4 separate regions of the Mus musculus genome follow, and all the other regions are linked to region 2. A link is a loop called in an ENCODE intact Hi-C map of the cell type or tissue named here. Cell type or tissue: heart. All regions are shown on one strand. Links, peaks and the distances in the headings refer to the core of each region. The heading gives the core; the rest is flanking DNA. Region 1 overlaps Ccdc57 (coiled-coil domain containing 57). Region 2 holds the start of Rac3 (Rac family small GTPase 3). Region 3 holds the start of Dus1l (dihydrouridine synthase 1-like (S. cerevisiae)). Region 4 holds the start of Cd7 (CD7 antigen).

Region 1 (7,392 bases), core at 1,515-6,514, 180 kb after region 2:
AGGTCAGAGGTCAACCCTGGGTCGAGATCCTCAGTGGCCATCTGCCTTGAGATAAGGCTCTCCCTGGGACCTACGGCTCACTGACTATGCTGGGCTAGCTGGCAAAGAAGGCCTCCATGGCTTCTGGAGGTCCAGAGGTGTATATTTTGACACAGTCACAGTTTAAAAGAAAATGTCATCCTATGAATGTGGATGACCCTTGAGAACTTGAGTCTCTCTGTGACAGGCCAGACATATAAGGGCAAGTGCCAGAAGATTCCAATTTGTGTGTTGCTCCTAGAGTTAGCAAACTGACAGGCAGTGCCGACTGAAGGCTGCTGGGAGACTGGGGCAGGAGTGGCACCTGGATCCAAATGGGACGAGCACTGCAGACGGACAGATGAAACTGCATTTGCCGTATCCTGATGCCAGTGCTACATACCTATAACCCCAGCAGCACTTAGGAAGTTGAGGCAGGAAAAATAAGTCCAGGGGCGGGGGGGTGGGGGGGGGAGCTATAGTGACACATGCTTGCAGTCCCAACACTTGGGAGGTGGAGGCACACGGATTATAAATCCGAGGCTATCCAAGGTCATAGAACAAGTTCTGGGCCAGGTTTGCACAAATGAGGCTTTGTCTCAGAAAAACAAAAAGTGAAGGCAATAGGTTAACTTTGTTAAATACACTTATCACAAGTAAGCATAAATATAAAACTATATAATTAAAAAGAAAACATTACTAGAAATGGCAGCGGGGTCAGGGGGTCGGGGGTGGGCAGAAAGCCCCTACCCACTGCTTGCAAAATTCCATTCTAAAATGGCCCACATCTGCCTCTGCCTTGGACACAGGCACACGAGGCTGTTGGGCTGGGCCGGCCAGAGGCAGCAGCTCACTTGTCAGTAAGGGCGTTCTTCTCCTTGGCGTCCTCTGCTCTTGTGCACTCAGCCCTGCGCAGTTGTCCCTCCAGGGTTTCACAGAGGAACTGAAGCTCCAGCACCTTGGCGTCCAGCGTCTGCAGCTCCTCTGCATGGGCGCGCTTCACTGCCGCCAGCACTGTGTCTTTCTCCCTGGCTTGACGGTCAAGCTCTTCATGTCTGAAACACAGGGGAGGGTCCCGCGGTGGCTCACTCAGTGCCCTGGAACCTTCCAAAGTGTTTGCCATCCTTTTCTTACACTACAGCTGTCCCTGACAAGATGGCTGACTCTGCAGGAGTAACTTGTGGGCGCGCTAGCTCTTCCCATGTAAGCAGATCTTCTTAGGTGCCGGGCTCTCGGAGGCCCCCAAAGCTCACACAGATACCAAAGCAGATTCACAAAACACTCCTAACAACCTACGCTTGACCAGCCATGGAAAACAGATGCCACCTGCCTCTCAGATGGGCAGACTCCTGAGCACTCCCTTAGTGTATCAGTTTGTCCGTACTGCACAAATAGTGGCATGAGAAAACACAAGAGAAAATTTCTTCCCCTCCCAAGTGTAACTGGGCAGCCTGAGTGTGTGGTGTGTGGTAGCTACAGTTACTGTTCCCTTTAGAAGAGAGAGTAAATGCGTCTTGCTGAGTCCACACTGAGCTTCCAGCTGGCATCCCCGCCCCACTCCTCGTTGACCGACTCCTTACTGTCCCAGCACCTCCCGAACCCTGCAGTACTGGGGGGAGGAGCAATGCTTTAACTGCATGGCTGAAGCTCCGCCTTGAGGCAGCACACCACCACTTCCTGGGTGTCCCAGACCTGGCAACGTGAAGAGCCTGCTGCAGTCAGAGGGACAGAATCCAGAGTCTACATCAGCAATAGTAGGGGGACATCAGCATGGCAAAGCTTGAGGCGATCGTCTAAAACTTATACACTAGCTAGTAAGACAGCCAAGGTCTAAATGTTAACGCTTAATTTTTAAATACTTATTTACCTAGTATGGAGGCATATGTGTGGAGTCAGTTCTCTCCTTTTACCACATGGGTTCCAGGGATGGAACTCAGGTCACCAGCTATGGTGACAAGTGACTTTATCCACAAAGCCATCTCATTTACCCATAAAAGTTAAAATTTAACTAAGGTTATATTTTTAAAAGCCTGTTTTAGACACTGGAGACTAAATCCAGAGTTTTCAACATTCTTAGTTTGTGTTTTATCAATGACCTGAATTGGACTCTTGGTCCTTAAAAAGTTTAAGCTTGGAGACACCGGATGCCTAACCCTCTCTGAGGAAGGAGAGCATGGTGCCAGCCACAGCAGCGTCCCAGCTCAGGCTGCCCGCCCACCTGCCACAGGGCTCTTGTCTCCAGTAAGCAAGATCTAGACTCTTTTCCAGTGGCACCACCCAGGCAGAAATACGCACTTCCTCCTGAAAGTCTCCTCAGCTTTCTTCTTGGCCAGCTGTGCCGAGTAAAGCTTCTTCTCCAAGCCCTTTATCCTAAACAGAAACCGTATCAGTAAAGAGCAGTTACGTAAGAGATCAAAGAGTAGAACGGAAAGATGCCAGGAAGGCAACGCCACCAGATCTAGTCCTTACGGCCACAATGCCTGGAGAACAGAACCTACGCACCGAGCGTCCTTCACGGCCTCCAGATCCTGGAGTTCCCGGGCACGCTCCTGCAGCTTCCTCTCTAATTCCACGTGTTCTGCTTCTGCCTTCTGCAGACTCTCTGCTGCCCGTGCTCCAGCGTCTCTCAGAGCTTGCAGCTCTTTGTTTAGTAGTTTTATCTGAGAAAGATTGAAAAGTTCCAGGAGAGGAGATGGGTAAAAGGAACAGTGTGAAGCCTGGCGTGGTCCCAGCGCTCGGCAGGCACAGGCAGGCGGAGCTCTAAGTTCAAGGCCAGCCTGGTCTACAGAGTGAGTTCCAAGATAGACGGGACTACACAGAGAAACCCTGTCTCAACAAACAAACAAACAAACAGACAGACTGACTGACTGACTGACTGACTAACAAAGGAACAGCATGGTATTCTGCAGCACTGGGTAATTAAAGTTGCAATGGTGATTCGAAGCCCAGGGCCAGCCAGTTACCTTGAGCTCATGTGTCAGGACTACGTTGCTCATGTCGTCAGCCCTCAGCTGGAACTCATGCTCTCTTCTCTGCATTTTAGATTCAAACTCCAGCAGCAGCTCCTGGGACAAAAGAGCCAGGAGTGAAGGAGAGTGGCTGCCGCCAAGGCCTCAGCTTAGGTGTGAGACTGACACACAGTGTGAATCACGGTTTTATACTACAAACAAAGTTTTCTGTTCTACAGATAAACTGCTTACCTCTATTTCCCTACCACCACTCTTCAATATCTGTACATCTATACACGCTTTTAATCCCAGCACTCAGGAGGCAGAGGCAAGCGGATTTCTGAGTTTGAGGCCAGCCTGGTCTACAGAGTGAGTTCTAGGACAGCCAAGGCTACACAGAGAAACCCTGTCTCGAAAAACAAACAAAACCAACCAACCAACCAACGACAGAACAACAAAAATTCTCAGGTAAAATGGGGTCATAGATGAAACCATTTTAAGAAGCCTCTCTCTGAGGGATGACTGTAACTCTTGCAGTTCGGTGAGCACCCAGGTTGCAGCCATTGCTGTCAGGCTAGCATATATTCCCTTCTGCAAACTTCCTTCTCATTTCTGACATGATGAGGTCTGCCACGGGGTCCTCGGTTGATACGAGAGTTTGGATCCTCCAGTTACTAGCAAGCCAAAAAACCTAATTTCTATATTTCTGGGGCCAGGTACTTAATCTCATTTTTGATCAGCACAGAGCCAGAGCCCCTGGAAGGACTGAGTGCTCAGGCACATATGCCAGCCCTAGTCCTGGGCCCTGCCCTGCCCTGCCCTCCACCAGACTCCAGCCCTGAAGGACAGACTGAGGGAGGACAGATGCAGCTCTGAGGGAGTTGTCCCCACCCTTACCCCATGAAGCACCATCCAGCCCTGGTAGACAGGTGCACTGTGTGAGTTCTGCAGCAACAGGTCTCACTTTCTGGCTCAGGAAACTGCAGAAAGCACAACTAGAAGTTATATTTCACTTTTTCAATCCCTTGAAAGGTAAATGTGAAATATATAGTCACGTGAGTGACCCTTATTGGAATTAGAATATTAAAATCATTACTATAATTATAAAATCATGGCTGAATGCTTGCCTGTTATGTGTGGTGCCTTGGGTTCTATTCCAAGCATAGGGACAAATGAAAGACAAAAGGAAGGAAAGAAGAAAGAAAGGAAGGAAGGGAGGGAGGGAGGGAGGGAGGGAGGGAGGGAGGGAAAAAGGAAAGGAAAGGAGAAGAGAGGAGAAGGGAGGGGAGAGGGGAAGGGAGGGGAGAGGAGAGGAGGGGAGGGGAGAGGAGAGAAGGATGGTGAGTTAGTAGAACCTACCTGTAAACAGAGAACCTGGGAGGCAAAGATAGAGAAGATCCCCTCAAGTTCTGGGCAGCCTTGGCTACATGTTAGGAATCTGTCTCAAAGGACAAAACCAAAGCAACCAACTAACCAAACAGCAACAAATCCACAGAATTTGAAACAGTTTTTTCTGAACAAAATCCACAGAGGAAGTTCTGCAGGTTGTGGCCACCAGAGAGCAGAGTTCCATGCTAAGTCAAGCCTGTGCTGCCACCTTCTGGTCTTGCTGGACAGTGTGACAGGCAGCCATGACCTGTCTCCACTGTGCTCTTGTCAATGTTCTGGGGACCGTGTCTCTGGATAAACCATGGGACCTCACACAACAGTCTGTCACTCTGTCTCCTTGCACACATTCTTTGTCTCAACAACTGGCAGTCATCCTCTGTGGCACCTGCCTCTTCCATCAGGCCCATCAGAGCTCAGGGTCAGATGTCCCCACTGGCTCCCCTTCTGGGCATGCTCATATCTGCAGGGGCCTACTACCCCATCAGCCTGCTGGCTACTTCTCCCATGCCTGGCCCAGTAAGTCCGCAATCATGTATGTCACTGCTCTACACAAACACTCAACAGTTTCCCATGGTGCCAAAGTCTTTAAAGGCTCTGAAGGCCGAGCTCCACTTTGGACATTCGTCCTCTGAACTTGAACTCTATCTTCTAGGTATCTCCGAGCACATGGGCAGGTTCTTGTCTTCCTCCTCCTGAACTCTCTTCTGCACCCTCACCAACGTCTGTGGCTCCTCTTGCCCACTCACTGTACTTGACTCCTGACCCTCCCGTCTCATCACATCTATAGGCAGTTAACTGTCTCAAGGTGTTCTTCCCTCTATAAGGGCAAGCATGGCAGGTATGACTGACAGGCATGACAGGTATGACAGGAATGACAGGGATCCGTGCGCAATCCCAAGCCTGAAGAGCTACCAGCATGCAGCATGCATTCAGAAACATTTCTGAAATGAGTGGGTAAATTTCCTCCAATGTCTTGTGAGCCTGTGACTATCCAATAAGAAAAAGGATTTTCTCTGGTTCACAGTACGTGATAACTGACCAGTCAGTTACTAGTTATAAACTTGCCTCAACTTATAAGAGAAAAATCATTATTTCATTGAATTGGTTCTATTTACAAGGGTGACCAACATGTGAGATTCTGGCCCAACAACAGAAAAGAGCAATTGAGCAAAAGAGTTGTTGGTCTTTAAGATTCTGTGTTAACACAACTCTCTGCTCACAACTACCCAGAAGGCCAAGACTGTTCCAGGCCAGATCAGGCTGCTATAGGCAGACTGCCCCGGGCTGCAGAAGGCTGCCTCAGGCTGGCTATTCCAACCCACCAGGGGCAGACCTTTCCCTAGCCTCCTGCGGCAGAGCTGGCACAGTAGCATGTAAGGCTTGGTGCTTCCAGAGATAGGGCTAGGGACACCTGAGTGTGCTCCACTGAGTCTGCACAAACTAATCACTCAGCCGCCTTTCCCAGCTAGAGACTCTCTTGAAGCTCCCTTGGTGACTTTGGTACCACTGCGAGAGTGTCATTTCTTAGACACAACAGTTGCTGAGTTGTTTTTGGTGGTTGTGTTGCTGCTAACTTTTTAGACAGGTTCTCATTTTGTAGGCCAAGTTGGCCTTAAACTCACAGTGATTCCCCTGCCTCAGCCTCCCAAGTATTTATTAAGATTTCTTGCTACTTTGAACCACCACATCTGGTACAATTAATCTTTTCTTGACTACATTATTTCCAGGCTTTGGCTCAATGTGCAAGACTCTTGGCTGTTTCCGAAGTCAAACTGGTCATTCCCACTCCACTCCGCATTCTCTTAAAGGCACGATCGACCGCTCATCAGACCCAGATAGATGCCCTGACAGGGAAAGCTAGGTGGGAACGGCAGGAGGTGATAGAGACCTCAGGCGATGGGTAGGGTGAGCAGGAAAAAAGAGTTCTTGGGAGGCAGGCTTCTCCTCCCACCCCCCAGACAGGGTTTCTCTGTGTAGCCCTGGCTGTCCTGGAACTCACTTTGTAGACCAGGCTGGCCTCGAATTCAGAAATCCGTCTGCCTCTGCCTCCTGAGTGCTGGGATTAAAGGCATCTAAAGTCATCTAGAAGCTCGTTTAATTAGGGGAAACAAAGGTTATTTAGGCCTTTGGGGGGTGAGTAGGGGCTGGGGGATGAACTGGGCCAGGGTACTGGAAATGCCTTATTTGCAAAAGGAGGAGTTCCAGGTGATGACCTTATAAGGAGAGAGGAAGTTTAACCTGTGTCTTGGCCACCAGGCTATGTGACTACCTCAAAGGTCACAGGGATCAAAGCATGGGTCTATGTGTGCTGGGACTTGCGGACCCACGGCAGGTTTATAAGAGGTTCTGTCTTGAGAACTGCTCTTCTCAGTGTGTCAGATCCTCTGGAACTGGAGTTACAGACAATTGTGAGCTGCTCTGTGGGTGCTGGGAACTGAACTCAGCTCCCCTGGAAGAACAGCCAGTGCTCTTAACTGCTGAGCCATCATCTCTTCAGTCCCTAGAAGTACATATTCACACACCTGGATACAGCTACTGAGATGGTAAATGTCTCTTCCTCTGTCCATAAGGTCCAGTAGTAGTAGTCTTGCTTTTGGCTGGCAAGGCTGAAATATATCTGCACTATCCTACCTGAGGCTTTTATTGGCTCCCAGATCCATTCTGCAGTTTAGCTCACAGGGATCTTGACTTTTCCACATGAGGGCCTCACATTGGTCTGTCACACTGTCCTCGCTTGCTTCTGTTACTGTGATAAAACACTTGATCAAAACCAGCTTGGGGAGCAAGGGCTCGCTCAGTAAGAGGTTCTATACAGTCCATCATTAAGAAGCCAACACAGGAAGAAGCAGACACCATGGAGAAATGCTGCTTGTTGACTTGTTGGCTTCCCCTGGACTGCTCTTTCTTCTACAGCCCAGGATCACCTGCCCAAGGCTGGCACTGCCCACAGTGAGCTGGGGCCCTCGTTAACTAGCAATCAAGACAATGTCCCACACGTGCCATTGGCCAATCTGATGAAAGCAACTCTCTGTCAGAG
Region 2 (7,392 bases), core at 1,593-6,592:
GGTTGGCTTTGACCACATAATCCCCCTGCCTCAGGAGCCTATGGGACCCAGAGGTGTCCGTCTTTTCAGAAGATAGCACCAGCTCTTAAAGTCATATACCCCTTGCCCTTTTTGTGGGGGCAGATGATCCAGGAAATGTCCATCTTTTGTGGGTAGTACAGCAAATTCCCCATATGTGCAAAAGATACCAGGGCATCCCAAGACCCTGTACAGCCTGATCCTGCCTTGACGCACTGAAGTGCTTCACCTGAGGGGAACTGGACAGGGGTTTCTGATGTGCTGTGGGTGTGTTGCAGTTCTGGGCTCCCCAATGACCAACTTCCAGACACAGGCAGCACAGGACTGGGTTAGCCATTGACCCTAATATTGAGCCCAGCAGATAACATGACACTTTCTGACAGAGCAAGCCATGGACCACAACCAGGACCGACTCACTGCCTTTCGGGAGAACCAAGCACGCACCAAGATCCTTAGCAAGGAAGTTCAACACCTCCAGGAGGAGAAGTCCAAGCAGGTGAGTGCTCTCACTAGCCCTGGGCTGGCTGCCTTCTCCTTGTGGTATATCTATCCTCCAGGCCTCTGAGACAAGACTAGACAGGGCCGAGGTGGCCTCCTGGCCCACATCCTATATGCTGACGTCACCTCAGAGCTGAGAGCCAACAGGAGTCCTAACTTTCAGGCCTCGCTCTGTCTGTCCACCCTCCCTCTGAATGTAGTGAGGTCAAGACAACTGAGTCCCTTGCACCAGGACTGTGTCGATGCAGGTCCTGTCCCTGACCAGGGTAGGCTCTGCTTCTAATGGCGTTTGACTGACTTTGTCCCCAGTTTCTGGATTTGATGGAGACAATAGACAAGCAACGAGAAGAGATGGCCAGAGATAGCCGGTGAGTGAGCTCTGGAGCTGCAGGAAGCAGGACCACAGCTCAGCTTGGGTACCTGTGTCTTGGTGCCTGGCTTCACCTCCCCTGAGCCCTGTGTGTTAACAGGCCTGAGAACAAGGTCATTGCTTTCAAGCAAGTTGGCTGGCAGTTAGTGGCAGATGTGGAGTGCTTGGCTCTGGACCTGGTGAACCCGGGATGGTGTGGAGAACAACAATTGCCGCCGAGGCTGAGGAAAGCCACGTGGTTGCCCCGGGATTTAGATTTCCTAGAACCGCTTCTCTGTCCACAGGGCATCAGCAGTACGGGTTGGGCAGCTTCAGGAAGCCCTCAACGAGAGGCAGTCCATCATCAATGCTCTCAAAGCCAAGTAAGGCAGAGGAGGGAGGGACAGTGCTTCCTGGGATTTGACTAGAGGCTTGATAGGAGTGAGAGCAGAAGACCTTTGCCAAGCAGGTGGCGTTCTTGATGGAGCTGGACTGAGAGTGAGCTTCCTCTTTGTAGACTGCAGATGACAGAGGCTGCTCTGGCTCTGTCAGAACAGAAGGTCCGGGACCTGGGGGAACTGCTGGTCGCCGGAGACCAGGAACGGCAGAGCCTGTCCCAAAGACATGAGAAGGAACGCAAGCTGGAGCGGCAGGTGCATTGTGTTGCATTGGTTGGTGGACGGAAGTGTATGACAGCGGCCTAACCCTTGCCCTTCTCTCCCAGGAAGCTGCAGATCGGGAGTCCAAGTTACTCAGGGACCTGTCTGCTGCCAGCGAAAAGAACCTGCTGCTTAGAAGCCAGGTATGAGGGGCACGGGTGTGAGAGGTATGGCCAAAATGGGGATAGAGCCAGCTACCCAGAGAGCCCAGGGTGGTGTAGCAGGGCTGGGTGAAGCTTCCTCTAGTGTTGCCTGCTGCTCAGGTGGATGAGTTGGAGCGGAAGGCGAGGTCACAGCAGGAGCAGCTGTTTCTGACCAAGCAGGAGCTGACTAACACGTCGGCCGAGTTGAAGATCCGTGCTATTCAGGCTGAGGGTAAGCATGGACGGGCTTGGCACTAAGGGGTCAAGGAGCTCCAGGGACAAGACGCCTTCAGAGCAGATTCACAGCCCTTCCCCACTGGGCCTCCAGAGCGCTTGGATGTGGAGAAGAGGAGAGCCAAACAGAACATGGAAGACTTGGAAAAGCTACACTCCAAGGAGGTGCTGTCTTATAGATGCCCTTGGCGCTCCTGCCTCCACTTGGGGCCTGCAGACTGGCCCTGTGTGGCGCAGTACTCCCAGTGCATGCCCCTGGCCGGCAGACCTCGAGGTGGTGAGGCCGCAGTTGTAGGTACCCATAGTTCAGGCAGCGGTGGACTTGCTGTTTGTGCTCCCCAGTCAGAGCCTCTGTCCTTGGTGCCCACTAGGACCCTCAGGGCAGGCCTTTGCCAAGTGATACCCTACATCCTGAGTAGGGATTCCATGGGGTGAGTGCCAGGGGAACTGGTGTCGGCTAGCCCTGACTCCCTCACTCGGACAGGTGGATCATATGACTCGTCACCTGGAGGAGAGTGAGAGGGCCATGCAGGAGAGGGTTCAGAGACTAGAGGCCCTGCGGCTGTCTCTGGAGGAGGTGAGGCCACTCAGACCCTGGGTGCAGTGCAGCATGGTATTCATGGCCTTAGTACCCTAGGACATCCCATAGTCTCAGCCTTGCTAGGTCTCAATGTGAGGATCCACCCATGAGTGTCCCTAAAAGGTCAGGGACTAAAAGTGACATTCGGGCCTGAGCAAGGAATGTCTGTGTGGTTCTGAGGAGACTTGTGGAGAAGTTTCCCCAGCCTGGCTGCTCGGTAGCCTGGAAGGAGCCCTGGGTCAGTGTGTGTGTGTGTGTGTGTGTGTGTGTGTGTGTGTGTGTGTGTAGGGGGTCTGGAGGATGGGCTAGTGACAGCCATCTGCCATGCAGGAGCTGAGCCGCATGAAGGCTGCAGTGCTCAGCGAGCGTGGCCAAGCTGAGGAGGAGCTCATCAAAGCCAGGAACCAGGCCCGCTTGGAGGAGGTGAGCATGGGCCACAGGTAGGCAGGGCCGACCATAGTACGAGGGCCAGACTGGGGCTGTGGGCCTCAGGCCTGGAATTCGGAGAGATTCCAGGAGCCATTGGGGCTGTGGTGCTTCCAATACTTCACAGTCAAGAGGAAGGCTAGAAATGAGTTAGTAGAGCTGACATAGAGTCGACTCAAGGGCCAGGAGTTCAGTGGGAGACGCTTCTGGATGCAGGATGAGTTTATTACTAGTAATTGTATGGCACCATGCAGCCCTGTCCTCGATCCCTGCAGAGAGGTGGCCAGTCCACTGGCAGACCATATCTGTCCCTCCAGTCTTGAGCTCAGACTGGGAGTCCTTCATGTGTAGCAACAATTCCCACACCCACAGCAACACCGCCTTGCTCATCTGGAGGAAAAGATCCGGCTGTTGGCACAGGCAAGGGACGAGGCTCAGGGCACCTGCGTGCAGCAGAAGCAGATGGTAGCCGAGTCCCAGGCACGGGTCAGCCAGCTGAACCTGCAGATGGAGGGGCAGCAGCGGCGTCTGGAGGAGCTGCAACAGGTAGCCTGGCATCAAGGGGCACAGACACCAGGAGTTTGCATCCAGGCCATGATCTCACCCTCCCCAACCCCATCCCAGGAGCTGATCAACAAAGACCAAGAAAAAGTGGCCGAAGTGGCCAGGGTCAGAGTAGAGCTGCAGGAACAGATGGGCCGTATGCAGGCTGACCTGGTGGCCCAGGAGGCGCTGAGAGAGAAGGTGGCAGCCCTGGAGCGTCAAATGAAAGGTTAGCACATGTCACCTGGGCAGCTGAGTTTGGCGGGGGTAAAAGTGGGGGAATTTCCTTTCTAAAGACCCAGCCCCCCCCCCCCCCCTTTTTGAGACAGGGTTTCTCTGTGTAGCCCTGGCTGCCCTATAACTCACTCTGTAGACCAGGCTGGCCTTCGAACTCAGATCTGCCTGCCTCTGCCTTCCAAGAGCTATTATTATTAAAGGTGTGCCGCACCACCTCATGGCTGCAGGAAGGCAAGACACCTACTACCCCCTCCTTATTGAGTCTCTCTCTTGCAGTGATCGGGAGTGAACACCGGGAGGCGCTGTTGGACAGAGAGAGTGAGAACGCATCTCTCCGAGAGAAGCTGCGGCTCAAAGAGGCAGAAATCTCCCGTATCCGGGACGAAGAGGCCCAGAGGGCAAGCTTCCTGCAAAACGCTGTCTTGGCTTACGTGCAGGGGTCCCCTCTGAGAGCCTTGAGTCCCCCTAAATGAAGGGAAGCGGGAGAACCGAAGCGCCCAGCGAGGGTAGAAATGCTGCATCCCATTCTCAAGGGCAGGCCCGGGGTCCAAAAAGCATCAGCTGCAGTTGCAGGGCAGGGTTCTGTCAACATCGGTGCTCAGCGGCACACCTGCCGGTCCAAGGGACTTCATCCACAGTTCACCGTTAGCATAGGCGCGATGAAGCATACAGGATCGCGCTCAGACAACCCGGTCCCAGAACCACAAACAGGACAGGACAGCGGTGGGAGGAAGCAGACTCCCCAATGGCAGGGTGGAAATACAGAACTTTTGTACTTGGTGATAAATTCTCGTCCAGTTCCTTTCTGCACCAGTTGCCCCAACCGCGAAAATGACTACTGGGTCACTCTGATTGCTCTCAGGCAACTAGGAAGGCCACCTCTGTAGTGGGTCGTAGACACGAGGGTTTCTCGGCTGCAGGGTGGGCTGGTGTCCCTGTTAAGCATCAGTCTCGGCCGCCCCGGCGCATCCATTTCTGTGGCGTCGCCAACCTGAGCTACACCGTGGCACGTCCTTGTTCCTGGGTGCGGACCCTCAGCCTGAGCCTTCGGGGTCCAAGGACTGGCTGGGGCTCCGCCCCCGCCGCAGCTCGCCCCTTGCCCCGCCCCGCCTGCGCGCACTCGGCTGTCTTCGCACCCGACACTCGGCGGTGCTCGGCTGTCTCCGGCCGCTCGCTCGGCGTTCGGGTCCGCGGCCGCTGCGGCGCCGGGCATTTCTCCGCAGCTCGGCTCGCGGCCGCGCCCGCCGCCGCCCGGCCCCGCGCCCATGCAGGCCATCAAGTGCGTGGTGGTTGGCGATGGGTGAGTGCGCTGTCCCGAGCCGCAGGGGCGGAGGGGCTGGTAGGCGGCTACGGGGTGCGGCTCGGCGGGGCGGGGCAGACAGACGCGCGGGGTCCAGGCGAGGCAGCTCTGCCGCGCCCCCACCACAGCTCGGCCGCGTGCGTCCAGGGACTGATGGGGTGGGGTCAAGCTGAAGCTATCCACTTCTTCCAGCCCGGGCACACCTGATGCTGCCCGGCCTCTGCCCGGTGCTCTCAGTGGGTGGGGCGGGGGCCTCACCTGTGCTGATTCCTGGGTGGCTCCACCCTCGCGCCAGCCACCCAAGGTGCTGGAGCTCTGACGCCCCTGTGCGTTGCGGCGTGCCCTATCCAGGGTTGTGAGCCCTTGCAGCCGCGCCCACTACTGTGCTCCCTCGTAGGCTAGCCTGCTCTGGTCGTTTTCTATTAGTCCCAGGTGGCCGCAGATTTACCGAGCTACGACCTATCCACCCCACCCCAGTCACCCAAAGTAACCTCTAGCTCTGTAGGAGCGTGCTGTCCTTGCCGGGGGTGGGGGAAGAAGGGGCGGAGGCTCGGTCCTTGATCCACGTGGGCTGAACCTCTTTCTACAGTGCCGTGGGGAAGACGTGCCTGCTGATCAGCTACACGACCAACGCCTTCCCAGGAGAATATATCCCCACAGTGTGAGTGCATGGGGATCGGGAGGTAGCCGGGGCTGGCCACTAGAGGCCAGGCACACGTGCATGGGACCTCCCAAGGTTCCAGGGCTGGTTCAAGTGACCCTGGTTCTGGGTTTCCGTGGTGAGGTGGGGTGCTGGCCAGAGTTTGGGTTCTGTCTGGGCACCAGTAGCCTGGCATCCCTGCCCAGCCTAGCCTTTCTACTTCGCAGTTTCGACAACTACTCAGCCAACGTGATGGTGGATGGGAAGCCAGTTAACCTGGGGCTGTGGGACACTGCTGGCCAGGAAGACTACGATAGGCTTCGGCCACTCTCCTATCCTCAAACAGTAGGCGGCAAGAGGGCCGACTCTGGGAGTGGGGTGGTTCCCAAAATGGAGTGGGGAGCTAGCCTTGGAACTAGCCTCGAACTCTGGGTGTAGGGTGGTTCCTGAATGGAATGGGGAGCTAGCCTTGTCTACCTGCAAGGACATCCTTTGGTCACTTCTGTCTGTCCCTCCCTCTGAAGGATGTCTTTCTGATCTGCTTCTCCCTGGTGAGCCCAGCCTCCTTTGAGAATGTCCGTGCCAAGGTAGGTGGGTCTAGGCAGAAGGCACACCCCTCTGCCAGGGATCTTTTCTGCTGAGGGAGGCACTGAAAACATCAGGGTATCGGGGAGGACAGCTCACCTCTGGCCATGGGCCCTGACAGGAGCTGTGGGCAGTCTCAAGCCTCCCTGGGTGGGTATCTTTGTTTACTGCCAAACCCTACAGACTCCTAGTCACTCTGTAAAGCGGGAAGAGCCAAGTGTGTCAGAGAAAAATGTTCAGGAGCTGAGGCCTTCTTTGGGCAGATTGGAGGCCCCGCCCCCAGGCCTGTAGGGTCAGAACCTCCGTTCCCACAGTGGTACCCAGAGGTGCGGCACCACTGCCCACACACACCCATCCTTCTGGTGGGCACCAAGCTGGACCTCCGTGATGACAAGGATACGATTGAACGGCTGCGGGACAAGAAGCTGGCACCCATAACCTACCCCCAAGGCCTGGCCATGGCCCGAGAGATTGGTGAGAAAGCATGGACCTAAGGTTGGGACTATTCCTTTCTTATGCCCCTCCCCACCCCACCCTCCCCACCCCTGCCATCCACAGCTACCCCTCTGCTGTGCCCTTCCTCACAGTCTACCCTCCCCACAATGCTACTAGGTTCCGTCAAGTACCTGGAGTGCTCAGCTCTGACCCAGAGAGGTCTGAAGACAGTGTTCGACGAGGCCATCCGGGCTGTGCTCTGCCCACCTCCAGTGAAAAAGCCAGGCAAGAAGTGCACTGTATTCTAGAGCCTTGCCTGGCCAGCCTGGCTGCAGAGCGCTGGCTCAAGTAGGCGCTCGTGTTGAGCTGTGTGATGTCCCTGAGTCTGCTGTGGGGAGTGGTGTGGGTGGGCAGGGGAAGCATGAGGACAAGGCTGGGGTGATGGGGTCCTGTCCCCTATGCCTCCTTTTTCTGGGATATAGCTCCAGCCTTCCCTGGTCCCTATGGGAGGCCAGGAGGGAGCCGGGTCTCCCTCAGGGTTGCAGGGGTGGGTCCAGGGCAGCCCCAGGATGGGCTTCCCTGGAGGGAAGGGTGGGGGTGGTTTTGTTCATCATGTCCCAGGAAAGGGCGGCCCCTTCTTATTTTATACAATAAACATTCACCACCTCCTTTGTCTCGCTGTCTGCCCTACTTTCTGCCCTGGTGCTTGCCCCAGCCATTTCCCTAAAGGGGTGGGGGGCAAAAG
Region 3 (7,392 bases), core at 1,314-6,313, 79 kb after region 2:
CACAAGGCCCCGTAGCCTCTGCCTGACCCGCGGCGCCGCCAGCAGGACCCGCACGAAGGCGGCGGGAGCCGCCAAGCGCCGTGGCTCAGACTCAGCGCAACGCCGCCGGAAGTGCCGGAGCCGGAAGCGTACTGCCAGGCGCTCCGCACCGTCTGCGGTGCAGCAAAAAATAAAGTCCTCGGAAACTGCAGCTCAGCGCTGAAGGGACCGGCCTTGTGGAAACGAGAGAGTTGAGCAAGAACAGACTGCGCATGCCCGGGGTCACGCTGTCCCTTCCAGACAATTGGCACTCGGAGGCCTTTCCTCCCACCTCTATCCCCCAACCCACCTCCGCAATCCAGGAGCAGCCCTTGGTTCTGCAGACACAAGACGTAAATTTAGTACACCACCACAATAGGAAACGAGATAAAGAATTATTACTTCAGATCCTGGGTAGAAAAGGCTACAGCAGGCCAGGCCTTTGTCGAGTAATGAGTCGCTTGCTAGAGGGAAGGAACATGCATAAAGAGATATGGGGCCGGGCAGTGGTGGCTCATGCCTTTAATCCCAGCACTTAGGAGGCAGAGGCCTGGCAGATTTCTGAGTTCGAGGCCAGCCCGGTCTACAGAGTGAGTTCCAGGACAGCCAGGGCTATACAGAGAAACCCTCCCCAGCTCTCAAAAACAAAAATAAAAAAAGTTCTCTCCTAAGTTCTTTTTGTCAGGGTATTTTAAACAGGAAACCAAACTATGGCCGTAAACTGTTACTGTTTTAATAGTAGTGATGTATTTCACTGAGAGAGATCTACCAGACTCTGCCTCCCAACACAGAATTCAAGGCCTGAACCGCCATGTCTGAGTTGTTTGACCACTCTTTAATCCTTCTACACTGCTTCCATGCACCTCGAGTTTTCAGAATCCAGAGTTTGTATCGTGCAACTCACATGCTTCCAGCCTTTCCCTCTGTGGTCAGACTTCCAACTCCACAAACCATTGAGTCCTGCTCTCCAGCCTTGGAACAATTGCTGATACATACTTTATAATGATATATGTATGTATAATGATACATGTATAACGGTATAATGATATAATGTAATATATATGCATTACTCAAGCCATTTATGATACTTTAATTTTCTGCCTTGTAAGGAAATGACAGGAAGCTGGGTGGTGACACCACACCTTTGATCCCAGCACTCAGGAGGCAGAGGCAGGAGCAGCTCTGTGAGTTGGAGGCCAGCCTGATTTAGATCAGAGCTAATTCAGGATAGCCAGGGCTACACAAAGAAACCTTATCTCGAAAAATAAAATAAAAAATAAATAAAGTAAATAAGAGGGGCAGGAGAGATGGCTCTGAGGTTAAGAGTACTAGTTGCTCTTCCAGAGGTCCTGAGGTCAGTTCCCAACACCCACAAGGCAGCTTACAACTGTCTGTAACTATAGTCTTATGGTTTCCAATGCCCTCTTCTTTTTTTTGGGGGGGGGGGGTTTCGAGACAGGCTCCCAATGCCCTCTTGTGTGCAGACATACATACCGATAAAACACCATATACAAGCCGGGCATGGTGGTGCACGCCTTTAATCCCAGCACTAGGGAGGCAGAACTCTGAGTTCGAGGCCAGCCTAGTCTACAGAGTGAGCTCCAGGACAGCCAAGGCTATACAGAGAAACCCTGTCTCAAAAAACCAAAAACCAACCAACCAACCAAAAGACCCACCATATATATATATATGTATATATATATATTCATACATATATATATATATATATATATAAACTAATTAATTTTTTAAAAAAACAAAGAAAATGAAAGAAGAAACTGCACAGCCACAAGCGGACATGACCCACAGCCGGACATGACATGATGGTGCACACCTTGAATCCCTCCAGGTCCCTGGCAGGCGGATCTCTGAGTTCACGGACAGCCTGGTTTACAGAGTGAGTTCCAGGACAGTCTGGGGTACACAAAGAAACCCTGTCTCAAAAAAGCAACACACACACAAAAAAAGTATGCCCCTTACATTTATCCACTTACAGTGTTATGGTCTGACACCTCAGGACAGCTGTAGCCAGTCTGTCCCATGTCTGCCAGCTATTTCATATTGTTGCTGTAACATGCCTCTCAGTCATTGACACAGAGAAGTGACTTGGCGTAGACGGAGAACATGCTGACCACATATCCTGCTTTGTTCTGAATGTTCTGTATGTGGTTTGCTAATCTTAAGAATTCCACGAAGCTTTGTGTAAGACCTATCAAATCAAAGGTCAATAGGAATTGCTATGTCTAAAATATCTTAAGTAAGAACTTCCTGCACCTGTGTGTGAATTCACTGTGGTTTTTTTTTTCCCCTTATAAGATGACAGAAAAATATGCCCATTGTCATTGTTCAGATAATTCTGAGCTATGTCCTTGCTCTGACCAGTTTCTGGGTGTGCATTCAATAAACTATTCTTGCTTAACTGAAGTCAGTGTTCACATGGTTTGTGCGGTGATTCTTGAACCCCAAGGATAGCAGTTCTGGCACTCTTGATCTTGTCTATAGATCTGAGCTTCTACCTGGTACAATTGCCCCTTGAGCTAAAGTTTCTTCTTCTTCTTCTTCTTCTTCTTCTTCTTCTTCTTCTTCTTCTTCTTCTTCTTCTTCTTCTTCTCCTTCTCCTTCTCCTTCTCCTTCTCCTTCTCCTTCTCCTTCTCCTTCTCCTTCTCCTTCTCCTTCTCCTTCTCCTTCCCCCTTCCCTCCTCCTCCTCCTCCTCCTCCTCCTCCTCCTCCTCCTCCTCCTCCTCCTCCTCCTCCTCCTCCTCCTCCTCCTCCTCCTCTTCTTCTTCTTCTTCTTCTTCTTCTTCTTCTTCTTCTTCTTCTTCTTCTTCTTCTTCTTCTTCTTCTTCTTCTTCCTCCTCCTCCTTGTTTTTTTTTGAGACAGGACAGGGTTTCTCTGTGTTGCCCTGGCTGTCCTGGAACTCAGTCTGTAGACCAGGCTGGCTCAAACTCAGAAACCCACCTGCCTCTGCCTCCCAAATGCTGGGATTAAAAGCATGGGCCGGGCTGGTGAGATGGCTCAGTGGGTAAGGGCACCCGACTGCTCTTCCGAAGGTCAGGAGTTCAAATCCCAGCAACCACATGGTGGCTCACAACCATCTGTAACGAGATCTGACTCCCTCTTCTGGAGTGTCTGAGGACAGCTACAGTGTACGTACATTAAAAAAAAAAAAAAAAAAAAAAAAAGAGTGTGGGCCACCACTGCCCAGCCAAAAATATCTCTGTCTTTATAGATCTGCGAGATCAATAGTCTCAGTTTCCCTTGTTTATAAATCTCTGAAACCAAAAAACTAAGAAGAAGGGAAGAAAGAAAACAAAAGCAAACAAAGAAAGAAAAGACAAGGAGACAACAGCTGGACTTGGTTACACACACTTGTAGTTCCAGCCAGCCTGGAACTCTCCATCCTCCTGAGTGTTGAGACTGCAAACATGCCACCACACTTCAGCTCTGGCTGGTTTTCTTGGTGTTCTTACTCTTTGAGTTTGCTGAACTTCTTTCATCCATAAATTTTTTTTTCAGAAATATTTCAGCCATTCCTTTTTTTATTTTCCTTAACGGGGTCTCTAACCCAGGTTGGCCTTGAACTAGGTTTCTAGCTGAGGATCTGAAGATAAACTTGAATTCCTATTCCTTGGGTGTCCCCACCTGCCAAGTACTTCATTTACGCTGTGCTGGAAATCAAACTCAAGGCTTGAATGTATTGGGCAATCGCTCTACCAGCTCAGTCACATCCCCGGACCTTTCTTACTTTCCCCCCCTACGCTTCTTTTGTCTATGCAACAGCCTAAGTTTCCATTGTCGACAGAGTTTTGCCTGGAGTGCTGCTTTGTTTTCTGAGATCCCTTGGCTGAGCAAGGGCGTTCTCGGCTCTTAGGTTGGTCTGCCCCCTAGTGGAGCCTTCCAGCACTGTTTGTTAGCTGAGGCAGCACAGGCCACCCCAGCGTCAATAACTGGTGACCGGGAAGGGGCAGCCTGTGATTTCCACTCATCTCTCTTGGCAGGGACTCAGTGTCTTACTTTAAGGCTGGGTAAAGACGCTGAGGCTGGGTTCCTCTTCTTGCCTCCCCAGAGCTGAACTTCCAACATCCAGAGGGCACTTAGTGAGAAAGGATCCTGGCAGATGATTTAAGGCAGAGCTGGGTGGTGAGCCTTTGATAGTCTGTGCCCTGGAGGAGGGGCTTGTCCTTAGCTGCACCCATCTAGAGTGGAGCTTGCATCACGTGGGCAGAGAGGAGGGATGGGTCAAGGCAAGTGCCCCAACTCACTCCCTTCCTGGCAGGATTTGGTAGATTTTCCTGAACGCTGTTTCTCCTTTGGCTGAGAGTCCTCAGAACAAGTTCCAGGACTTTCAATAACTTTCTGGAGACTTCTCACCAGAAAAGGCTGCTTTGCTGGGGACAGCCCTCTGAACCCCTCTGGCCACCGGCGTGTGGGGCCTTATAGTTCAGTATGACTCACACAGATGCCCAGATGTTTTCAGGGTCTGCCAAGATGTGCCTTTGTTCCCTTCTCCAGTTTTCCTTTTTGAAACAGGGTCTCACTATGTATCCTTAGCTGGCCTGGAATTTGGTAAATCAGCCTGTTTCTGCCTCCTAGGAGCTAGGATGAAAGTGCTTGGGCGGTGTGTGCTGCTGTGCCTAGAAACAAGATCTCAACAGCAACAGCAGCTCTAAGGACTACCCCTTATGTCTCCCTCTCTCACCCATCCTTCCTAATACACAGACATGGCGTTATCATGGAGTTTTCAAACAGGGTCTCTCTCAATGGCTGACTTGGAACTTACTCTGTAGCCCAGACTAGCCTCAAACTCATGGTGGTCTTCTTGTTTCAGGCACCCAAGGATTAAAGGTGCGCTCCACCATCCTGAGCTTACCTGACTTTCCCATTTGTTGACTTGAAGTTCATGTCTCCTTTCCGTACTCATGCCTCTCTTTTGGACACACGCAGTCCATTTGTTCTGTCAGTCACATAGAGTAGATATGTAGGCCATCTCCAACATTTTTCAACTTTACATTGTTTTACAATGAATGTGTGTGTTTGTATGCACATGTGTATATGCGTGTGTATGTGTGTGTGCGTGTGTATGTATGTGCATGTGTGTGTACATGTGTATGTGTGTGCTCATGTATGTGTGTGCATGTACATATATATGTGTGTGCATGCATGTATGCATGTGTGTGTATGCAGGTATATGTGCATGTGTGTATGTGTGTATATGTGTGTGCATGTGTATAAATGTGTATATCTTTGTGTATGTGTGTTCATGTATGTGCATGCGTGTGGTGTGTGTGCATGTAAGTGTACTTGGGACACTTTCCAAGAAGTTCAAACACAGAGGTGATTTTTCTGTGTGCTGCCAAATCTCCCCCTTGAGACCCTTTGTTCTACGCCTCCCAGTCAGGTTGCTTATGCCAGTTTCCCTGTAAGCTCCACAGCACTCTGAGGTTATGTTTGCAACTGTGTCAACCTGACAGATAAGGAGCCATCCTCCTGGTTGTGATTATCATTTTTTATTTCCCTTATAATGAGAGGTTGAACATCGTTTTATATGGTTCGAGGTCTAATTGACTATTATTTTATTTATAAATCCCTTCTTAAACAGCTTCATGGAGGCATAATTAATATTTTTAAAATATATACAAAGTGGCAATTACATGTTTATAGATACCAGTATATACAAGTGAAACTGTTACAGTCAGATAATGAAAGTGTTTATCGCTACTCCCGGTTTCCCTGTGCCCTTCTCCAACTCTCTTCATCCATGACATGTTTGTTGCTTTATATGTGAACCTCTGTAGGGCTTTATTCACATGGAACTGTGTCAAGTTTTTGGTCTTTCCATGGCTGAGCAGTATACTTTTATGGAACATTCTAAAATGTGTTTCTCCATTCACCTGTTTATGAATCTGGATTGGTTTCTCCAACAGTTGCTATGAATGTTCTTGTCAAATCTTCATGTGGACAGAAGAATAAATTATTTATTTATTTTTGGTTTTTCGAGACAAGGTTTCTCTGTGTAGCCCTGGCTGTCCTGGAACTCACTTTGTAGACCAGACTGGCCTCAAACTCAGAAATCCACCTGCCTCTGCTTCCCAAGTGCTGGGATTAAAGGTGTGTACCACCACCGCCCAGCAGAGGGTAATTTATATACCTAGGAGCAGAATGGCAGATCATATATGCTTTTAAATGGATTTCATGTAGGCCAGGCTAGCCTCAAATTCTTTATGTAGCCAAGGATAACCTAGAATTCTTGATCGATTCCTCCTACCCTTCTACCCAAATGAGTGCTAGGGTTACAGATATGTGCCACTATATCTGAATTCTTTTTCTTTCTTGTTTTTTGTTTTTGTTTTTCAAGACAGGGTTTCTCTGTATAGCCCTGGCTGTCCTAGAACTCACTTTGTAGACCAGGCTGGCCTCAACGAACTCAGAAATTCGCCTGCCTCTGCCTCCCGAGTGCTGGGCTCAAAGGCGTGCACCACCACGCCCGGCTTTATATCTGAATTCTTGTGTCTGTCAGCATTTTCTCCTCCTCCTCCTCAGTGGTGTGTGTGTGTGTGTGTGTGTGTGTGTGTGTGTGTGTGTGTGTGTGTGTGTGTATAAAAGGATTTATTTGGCTTATTCCTCCCAATAACAGTCCGTTATGAAAGGACGTCAGGGCAGGTTTCAGAGACCTGGAGTCAGGAACTGAAGCAGAGGCCACAGAGGAGCACAGCTTGCTGCCAATGTGCAGCCCTGAGCCATGTCCACACATCTGTCTGGGACTTCTTTGGTGGCTGCTGTGGACTCTGCATTACCAACATAAGTACCCAGTCCCTGAGGCCATCTCACCCATCCAGTGAAGCATGTGAGCCATTGCCTCTCTGTGCTTCTGCTCTATATATTCTACCTAAACTGTCTCTGTCAGAAAAGAGAAGAGAAGAGAAGAGAAGAGAAGAGAAGAGAAGAGAAGAGAAGAGAAGAGAAGAGAGAAGAAAGGAGAAGAGAGGAGAAGAGAAAGGATTTAGGGGGTCAGAGACATGGTTTAGCAGTTAAGAGCACTGACTGCTCTCCTAGTCCTTAGTTCAATTCCCAGCAACCACATGGTGGCTCACCACCATCTGTAATAGGATCTGATGCCTTTTTTTTTTTTTTTTTTTTTGGTTTTTCGAGACAGGGTTTCTCTTTATAGCTCTGGCTGTCCTGGAGCTCACTTTGTAGACCAGGCTGGCCTCGAACTCAGAAATCCGCCTGCCTCTGCCTCCCGAGTGCTGGGATTAAAGGCGTGTGCCACCACGCCCGGCGGATCTGATGCCTTTTTCTGGTGTCTGAAGACAGCTATGGTGTACTTATATAAATTATATAAATACATACATACATAAGGGATTTATTGTATG
Region 4 (7,392 bases), core at 981-5,980, 320 kb after region 2:
CTACATTCACACAGGTCCACGCACATAGTGCACACACACACACACACACACACGCATGCACACACAGGCACATACACATGTTCACACACTCATTTTGGGGCCTGGTTAGAAGCCCCACTTTCTCCCTCTCGGCTTCACTCTCCCATTCTGTGTCCCTGAGAGATGCCTCACCCAAGGGTTCTCTGCATCTTATCATGTGCATCCTGACTGATCTCTGCCTTAAGCCTGTGATAATAGCCGTAGGCTCACACTGACCTGTATCTTCCTCAGCATGCTGCACACCACCCCAAGGAGCAGCCCGGTGAAGAAGAAGCCTACAGCAATGGCAGCTGGGAAGGAAAATGATGTCTGCAGAGGTTCCTGGGATCTGTATGCTTCTTGGGATGATTTTTCTGGGAAAATGAACACAAAGCCATTGGTAGGAGAGGACACAAGCAGGTGAGGTGGGGATCCTCATTGGAGGCCTTGAGGTTCAAGCCAGGTGTGGGCACCATTAGGAGGTTTCCAGGAAGAAATGGGCTCTGAGCAGACAGCTCCAACAAGTGCAAAGAAGGTCTCTAGCAGCCAGTGGGCTCCTGGCCTGGCCAACAGTCAGATGGGCACATCCTTACCTTTCACCACAACCGTGGTGAACAAGCCACGGGCACTGACTTTCCTGACAGCCTCGCAGGTGTAGTCTCCAGTGTCTGCCAGCTGGAGGGAGCTTATGGTGATGGTCAGGTTCTTCTGGGAACCAGAGAAATTAATTCGGCCTGAGAAGGTCCTGTCTACTGTGGGCTCCTGCCGGTCTTCAAAGTAAATCACATTGTAAGCCTGAGGCCAGATCTTCTTCATTAAGATCCCTTCCAGGTGCCCTCTTGTAGAGCAGGTGATGTTGACAGAATCCCCCTCAGAGGCAATCGTGAGTCGGGGGGACTGGTGTACGTCTGTGAAGAACCAGCCAGTTAGCACCAAGCTGGCGCACAGCACACGGTGACTCAAACACGCTAACACGTATCTCAGAGGCTCCACAGATCCTACATTCATGTATGTCCTTGCACACTCTTGAGCATCTCTCACAGCACCCGCACCCGCATGCTCACACATGCTGTCTCATTTTGCTGTGCACAGGGGCTGCACTCTCTACACCTCCAGGTTTCTTTCTCCCATTTTGTATTCCTGTGAGATGCCTCCTCCATCACACCCCTCTCTGCAGAAATGCTATAGGAACTTGGCAACTTTGTTGCATCTCAACACAAGGACTTCCCTTTTGACTACTCCCCACCCTGGCTGTACTCTTTCTTTCTCTTTTAAGTGAGTCAGTCACTCCCAGACAGCCATAGTCCTATCTCCTCTTTGCCTACTCTTTCCGATGCTGGTTTCTTCATCACCCTCCTTCCCCCCATCATTTCTAGGCATCCAGAGCCTGTGGCTCTGCGCAAGGGGCACATGTTGACTTGTTCATGGGATACTCACTCTTTCAGATTCCAGCCCCGTTTGCCGTGCCTGGCACCCACACCACCCACTTTCCTGTAGGCAAGACTGAGTACAAACCTCAGCATCTCACAGAATGAACACTATGCTGGTTTTGCACAAGAATTGTGCCTGGGAGCCTGAGCCTCCCATAATCTTATTGTAGATCTTTTACACCTTACCACAAGACTTCCCACAGACAGCTGCTCTGAAAGGGAACTGAAGAACACAGTTCTCACAAGCACCAAGGGTAGATGTTAGTCCTGTAAACTAAAGCTTTCAAGTCTCTGCTTTTCCACGGAGCTGGGACTATTCCAGGTCTAAGACTAAGACTTGGGGAAGTCAAGTCAGGGCCAACCCTTCCCCAGGTGGGTGTGTGAGATGCTCTCTGGGAGCCCTGCTACAGGGATGCTTACCTTGGGCATCCAGGGGGCCAGGCAGGATTCCGGCCAGTGTAAGCAGCAAAGCCAGCACTGCCTGCTGAGTCATGACGCCCAAATCCAGGTGATCTGAGCCAAATCAGCCACTCTGGCTACAACACATTACTGAGCACTGTGAAAGTTCACACCAAAAACCCTGAGAGGAAGAAACAGGGGTGTGGCAGTTCAATGCGATTGGTGGTGAAGCTCCGAGGGAGGGCTTCCTGAAGATGAAGGTGGAGCTTGGTGGGCAGGGAACACAACAAGCCAGGTGGAGGAAGCCACCTGACCCCAACTGTCCTCCCTGGCTGGTTGGCTGGCCCACATCTTTATCATCTTTAACCAAGAGTCTCCACAGGAGACGTCAAGAGGAAGAAGAAATAAGAACTAGTCCTGTAACCTGGAAGAAAAATTAGAGGGACTTAAAGGTTTAGAGGCCGGGAGGGAGTTGAAGTTTCCTCTGGTCTTTTGTGTCATTTTCTGCTGGGATGTGTTCAGGTCTGTGGTCTCACCTGTTGTCTGGACACACTGGGGTTTCAGCCTGACACAGCATACCCAGTAGCCTTGGCTGTGGTTGCCTTGGCGGCCTGGGTGATCCTTCCTTAGAAGCATGATTGAGCCAGATCTGCTAGGCCAAAGGGCGGCTAGGAGCCCCTTCAATAGCAATCTGCCTTCTGGGACAAAACCGAGGGCCCTGTGTCTGGTTCCCAGGTTGGGGGAGAGCTAGGACTCTTGTCAACCATGAGTTTTATTGCTGGTACCAGAGCCAGTGTGTCACACTGAGGGGTGAGTTTGTGTGTGTGTGTGTGTACAGTGTCACATAGGGACTCAAAGCAGTTCCTCCGGGGTCCTACTCTAAGGGGGAAGATGCTCCCCCTGTAGGTGGGTTTGGAATGCTATGGTGTAGACAGGGGTGCCATGCGGGGTACTTGAGGGCACATGGGAGAGGGACTCAGGTAAAGGAAGGTCAAAGTTGGAAGATTTTAGGAACAAAGGGTTGGGGAGGGACAGGTCACCTGTGGTAACACAGGGACAGCAGGTATGGAACTGTGCAGCCTGAGAATATTGGAGAGAAATACGAGGGGAGCTGGGTCAGGTGGGCAGTAAAGAAATCAGCACCTAGCCCCCAGGGGAGAAGTTCATGGAAAGACAGACTTTACAGGGAAGTAAGAACAGTCAAAGACCTAGACCTAGTCTCCTTCCTAGGATGCCCGTGGCCACACCAGGGGCACATGGACTGGAGTGCTGCCACCTCTGCAGGGCTGACCTTGATGTGGTCTTCGTGCATCGACACTTTTGACTGTTTGGGGCACCATGCCTCAAGTTTCAGAGATCATAGACACACAGGGCCCTATGGGCTGTGCCTAAGGGCTCCAGGGCTCCAGGAGGAGGTGATGACCCAAACCCCAGTGCATTTATTTTGATTGAAGAGGCACAGACTCTGTGCATCTGGGTGCTGGGCGGTAGCATCAGATGCACTGTGGTTGTGACTCTGGAGGCCACTGTCATCAGGCAGGGTCTTCTCCACTGGGCCATCTCTCCAGCTCACCAGGCAGCGTCTTTAGCTCGGGGCTTCATTTTCAGGTCTCAGCTCGAGTGGTTTTTGTTGTTGTTGCTGTTTTGTGAGATAAGGTTTCTCTGTGTAGCCCAGGCTATCCTGGAACTCACTCTGTAGACCAGGTTGGCATCAAACTCTGAGACTCACCTGCCTCTGCCTCCCAAATGCTGGGACTAAAAGCATGCACCATCAGCCAGGCTCAAATGATATTCTGTGGGTTTGTTTCTAACAATCATATCTTCCAGAAGTTGACTGTTTCCTTGGTTTACTGTTCTCGTTTAATGATCAGAATCACAGATGCTTATCTGAAGACTGGGTTATGGAGTATGTAGGAGGCAAACTCACCCAAGTTTGGATTACAATAAGACACGATATGGGTCCAAGAGAAACAGAGGGTGGAGATGGAGATGAGGGAGGGTGAGGATCTGTAGAGAGGTCCCTGGGGAGAGCAAGCTCCAGAAATTCTTTGTTCCTTAGGGCTCCCTGTAAGGCAGGTCAACTCTGCCCCCTTGTGGTGAGAGCCCAACGACAGCTGGGTCACCAGAGTTTATTACTGAGTCATGAAGTCTCCTGAAGAAAAGCTGGCGTGGTGTGGCCCTTGCAGACACTGCAGAGGATTAGGGTGTGGAGAGGCTCTGAGATGAGTGATTCAGCTGAAGGCACGATGCCCAGTTGTGTGCTCTCTCTCCCTCTCCTCCCTCCTCCTCCTCTACCCCTTCCCCCTTTCTCCCTTTCTCTCCCCACAGTCTCACTGGATCATCCTGGCTGGAATAAAACTCCCTATGTAGATCAGAGACACCCCCCTGCCTCTGCCTTCCAAGTGCTGGGATTTAAAGATGTGTACCACCGCCTATAAATGGCAGAGGCAGTGGACCCTGAAGGTCAAGTGATGTGAGGAGTAAAGCCTGGGGCTTTCAGGGGTTGCACTTTTTTTTTTTTTTCTTTTTAGCAGCAGCTGACTTTCCAGCAGTGCTGGGTAAGTCTGTCTCTTATTTACTGTGGCTTCACTCTAATGTGCGGCTTTGCTCTGTGGGCTCCTTTTCTCTGAATTTTGCTGTGCGTGTGAATGCATGGCCACACACAGGTTCCATCATAGACGTGTCCAGTGTCCTTGAGCAAAACATTGCATGGCTATTTCTCAGAACCTAAATGAATGAAACTTTCCCTCCCTGAGTGTGGTGGAGGGAGGTTTAGAAGTCTCTGGAAGCTAAGCAGGAAGCTCAGAAAGTTGTAAGATTCAGGAGGCTCCTCTCCAAAGTTATAGAAGCAGAAAAAAAAATGCTATGGAAAAGACTCTAGCCAGGCATCGGTGGTGCACACTTTTTTTTTTTTTTTTTTTGGACAGGGTTTCTCTGTATAGCCCTGGCTGTCCTGGAACTCACTTTGTAGACCAGCCTGGCCTCGAACTCAGAAATCTGCCTGCCTCTGCCTCCCAAATGCTGGGATTAAAGGCGTGTGCCACCACTGCCAGGCTGTGGTGCACACCTTTAATCCCAGCACTTGGGAGGCAGAAGAAGATGGATCTCTGAATTGAGGTCAGCCTAGTCTATAGAGTGAGTTCCAGGACAGCCAGGGCTATACAGAGAAACTTTCTCGTTAAAAGCTGACATACAGAGAGAGAGAGAGACAGACAGACAGACAGACAGACAGTGTTTTGGTAGTGGCTTCGAGTTGGGGACAGGCCCAGAGACTAATAAAACCAAAGATGAACTCAGGGAAAACAGCTGTAGAGATGCTGTGGTGAAGAGACGCAAGCTGAGGCCAATCTGTCAGAAGATGGAGAATTCTCAGAGCCACCTCTTCCTGTGGGGTAGAGAATGGATGGTCTGATTTTTTTGTTGTTGTGGTATTGCTGGTGGTCACATGCTCACTGTAATGGGACCATCTGAGAATGGAGCATCTTTGGGGGGAATCCCATGATAGCTGTCTTCCTCTGTGCGGTGTACAGTTGCACGTCCCCTTGATGAATCACAGGCTGCTCCCTGGGATGGCCAGTGAAAGATTATATTAATTGCCTTGGGAGTACCCATCTTGATTCTGGGCAGGGCCATTCCCTGAGCAGGAGATCCTGGACTACAAAAAAAAAAAAAAAAAAAAAAAAAAAAAAAAAGAAATAAAAAGGCAAATTGATCCCACGGACAGCATTTTCTGCTTCCTGTCTTCCAGTATGAGGAGACCACTGCTTCAAGCTTCTGCTGCCTCAGCTTCCCCACTGTGATGGATTCTTTGTTGAACTGCTGTGCAAGACCATCCTGAGATAGACTGCTACAGTCTTAATGAGTTCACCTGGACCCACTAGCAACACTGAATTGACTGTAGCAGCTGAGTTGTGGACTGTAGCAGCTGAGTTGTGGACTGTAGCAGCTGAGTTGTGGACTGTAGCAGCTGAGTTGTGGACTGTAGCAGCTGAGTTGTGGACTGTAGCAGCTGAGTTGTGGACTGTAGCAGCTGAGTTGTGGACTGTAGCAGCTGAGTTGTGGACTGTAGCAGCTGAGTTTGTCAACCTTCCAGTTCCCTCACAGATGGAGGGAGGGGTGGGAAGGATTGGGCTTCCTAGTCCACGTCTAGGTGTGAGTGTAGCACAGCTGAGTAGAATCTTAAGTTTGGAGGTGGTTCTCAGTGGATGTGTGGCTCCTTGCTCATATCATAGGCTGCGTATGTGCAATATATATCAGAACAAGGGTTTCAGGCTGCCCAGTGCAAACTTAGACATGAGTTGTGTGCAAGCCCAAACCAAGTGGAGTCCCAGGCTGCTAAGCTGTTCCCTATACTGCCTGTCCCATCCCTAGGGTATGTTTTTAAACCGGCAAGACTTTTGTTATCCTGTTATTTCTGTTCCCAGCCCCTTTAAGTCACTTTACCTTCTCCTAAAGGGCCACACTCTTCTCAAAGGACACATTCAACTCAACCGCTGCAGAAGACTTTCCTGGCTCTCCCCACCCTATATTCCCAGCTATGCTAACCCACTTACCTGTTACCATTCAAAGGGACTGTCCTTGTTAGAATGTCCATGGCTGTGATGAAACATTGTAATGGAAAGCAAGTTGGGGAGGAAAGGGTTTAGCTGGCTTACATGTCACATCCATCCTGTCCATCACTGAAGGAAGCCAGCAGGGCAGGAACTGGGAGGCAGGAGCTGATGCTTTGAAGGAATGCTGCTTACTGGCTTGCTTCTCCAGGCTTGCTCAGCCTGCTTTGTTATAGATCCCAGGACCACCATAGCTGGATAGCTCCACTCACGATGGGCTGGGCCCACTTTCATCAATCACTAAGAAAATGCCCTACAGGCTTGTCTATGGCCTGATTATGGAAGCATTTTGCAACTGGGGTTCCCTCCCTTGCCAGAATATGGATCCAATTAATAATTTCCCTCTACGAGCACTCCCAATGGAACCTCTATCTCACTAGAGTGCAAGCCTTGTCAGATATTGGCATTTTAATCCAGGCCCCACCTGTATTAAGGATACCAAGTATAGAGAAAAGTCCATTCCCATGGGCACGCTCATCATACAGGGACATCATTCTATTACACAGGGCAAAAAGAATCAGTCTCTGTCTCTCTTTCTCCCATCTTTCTCTCAAGCACCCCTAACTCCGAGGCAGCACATAAACATACATAGGTCTGTGCCTTCCACATGTCTGACAGACTCTGAATAAATAAAAATTCAACACTCAAGCTAGTTCTTAACTGTCCGGTCTGCTTTCTATTGTTATAAAGATTAGGACCAAAAACAACCCAGGGAGGAAAGAGTTTATGTGGCTTGCAGGTCCTGATCACAGCCCATCACTGAGGGAAGCCAAGGCAGAAAATCAAGACAGGAACTGAAGCTGAGCTCACAGAGGAATGTGGCTTTCTGGCTTGCTCCTTAGCTCACTCAACTTGCTTTTTCATACAACCTAGGACCTCTCTCCAGGGTGGCACTGTCCACAGGAGGATGTGTTGTGTTTTATAAACAAGAAAAA

What was found. A loop is a pair of places that touch in the nucleus more often than their neighbours do. Peaks named below come from ENCODE experiments on the same cell type or tissue, not always from the same donor. Only the 100,000 strongest peaks of a DNase experiment are listed, where the experiment ranks them.
Region 1: it touches region 2 in a loop (22-fold over the local background); 9 of 42 quality-filtered maps call a loop at or near these places.
Region 3: it touches region 2 in a loop (6-fold over the local background); 6 of 42 quality-filtered maps call a loop at or near these places.
Region 4: a loop joins it to region 2, with 17 times the contacts of the local background. A loop is called at or near these places in 9 of 42 quality-filtered maps.

Annotation. Positions count from the first base shown.
Region 1 is chr11:120,901,003-120,908,394 of GRCm38, forward strand. It overlaps Ccdc57 (coiled-coil domain containing 57), which reads right to left. Exons shown (of 19, transcript NM_027745.1): 4 at 2,982-3,083; 5 at 2,521-2,678; 6 at 2,314-2,388; 7 at 873-1,073. Among named protein-coding and RNA genes, the nearest start is that of A430102A20Rik, 28 kb to the right of the region's middle. In heart, for the core only: a CTCF peak has its summit at 4,558 (motif pointing left); DNase peaks (open chromatin) are centred at 1,659, 2,319 and 4,659; H3K27ac peaks cover 1,404 bases.
Region 2 is chr11:120,716,655-120,724,046 of GRCm38, forward strand. It overlaps Lrrc45 (leucine rich repeat containing 45), which reads left to right. Exons shown (of 18, transcript NM_153545.2): 7 at 402-514; 8 at 826-884; 9 at 1,171-1,248; 10 at 1,383-1,518; 11 at 1,590-1,667; 12 at 1,788-1,899; 13 at 1,996-2,066; 14 at 2,386-2,478; 15 at 2,812-2,904; 16 at 3,280-3,453; 17 at 3,532-3,679; 18 at 3,964-4,474. The coding sequence ends at 4,160. It overlaps Rac3 (Rac family small GTPase 3), which reads left to right and starts at 4,814. Exons shown (of 6, transcript NM_133223.4): 1 at 4,814-4,987; 2 at 5,577-5,648; 3 at 5,855-5,972; 4 at 6,152-6,214; 5 at 6,527-6,686; 6 at 6,825-7,315. The coding sequence starts at 4,953. The coding sequence ends at 6,955. In heart, for the core only: a CTCF peak has its summit at 3,985; DNase peaks (open chromatin) are centred at 3,497, 4,047, 4,707, 4,927 and 2 weaker places; H3K4me3 peaks cover 2,078 bases; H3K27ac peaks cover 1,329 bases; H3K27me3 peaks cover 2,904 bases.
Region 3 is chr11:120,796,283-120,803,674 of GRCm38, forward strand. Dus1l (dihydrouridine synthase 1-like (S. cerevisiae)) reads right to left here and starts at 113. Exons shown (of 14, transcript NM_026824.4): 1 at 1-113. In heart, for the core only: a CTCF peak has its summit at 3,911 (motif pointing left); DNase peaks (open chromatin) are centred at 3,939 and 4,189; H3K4me3 peaks cover 460 bases; H3K27ac peaks cover 1,454 bases.
Region 4 is chr11:121,037,425-121,044,816 of GRCm38, forward strand. It overlaps Cd7 (CD7 antigen), which reads right to left and starts at 2,054. Exons shown (of 4, transcript NM_009854.2): 1 at 1,869-2,054; 2 at 612-926; 3 at 256-392. The coding sequence starts at 1,941. It overlaps Gm11775 (a long non-coding RNA gene), which reads left to right and starts at 259. Exons shown (of 2, transcript XR_880372.3): 1 at 259-438. In heart, for the core only: a CTCF peak has its summit at 3,943 (motif pointing left); a DNase peak (open chromatin) is centred at 4,017; H3K27me3 peaks cover 676 bases.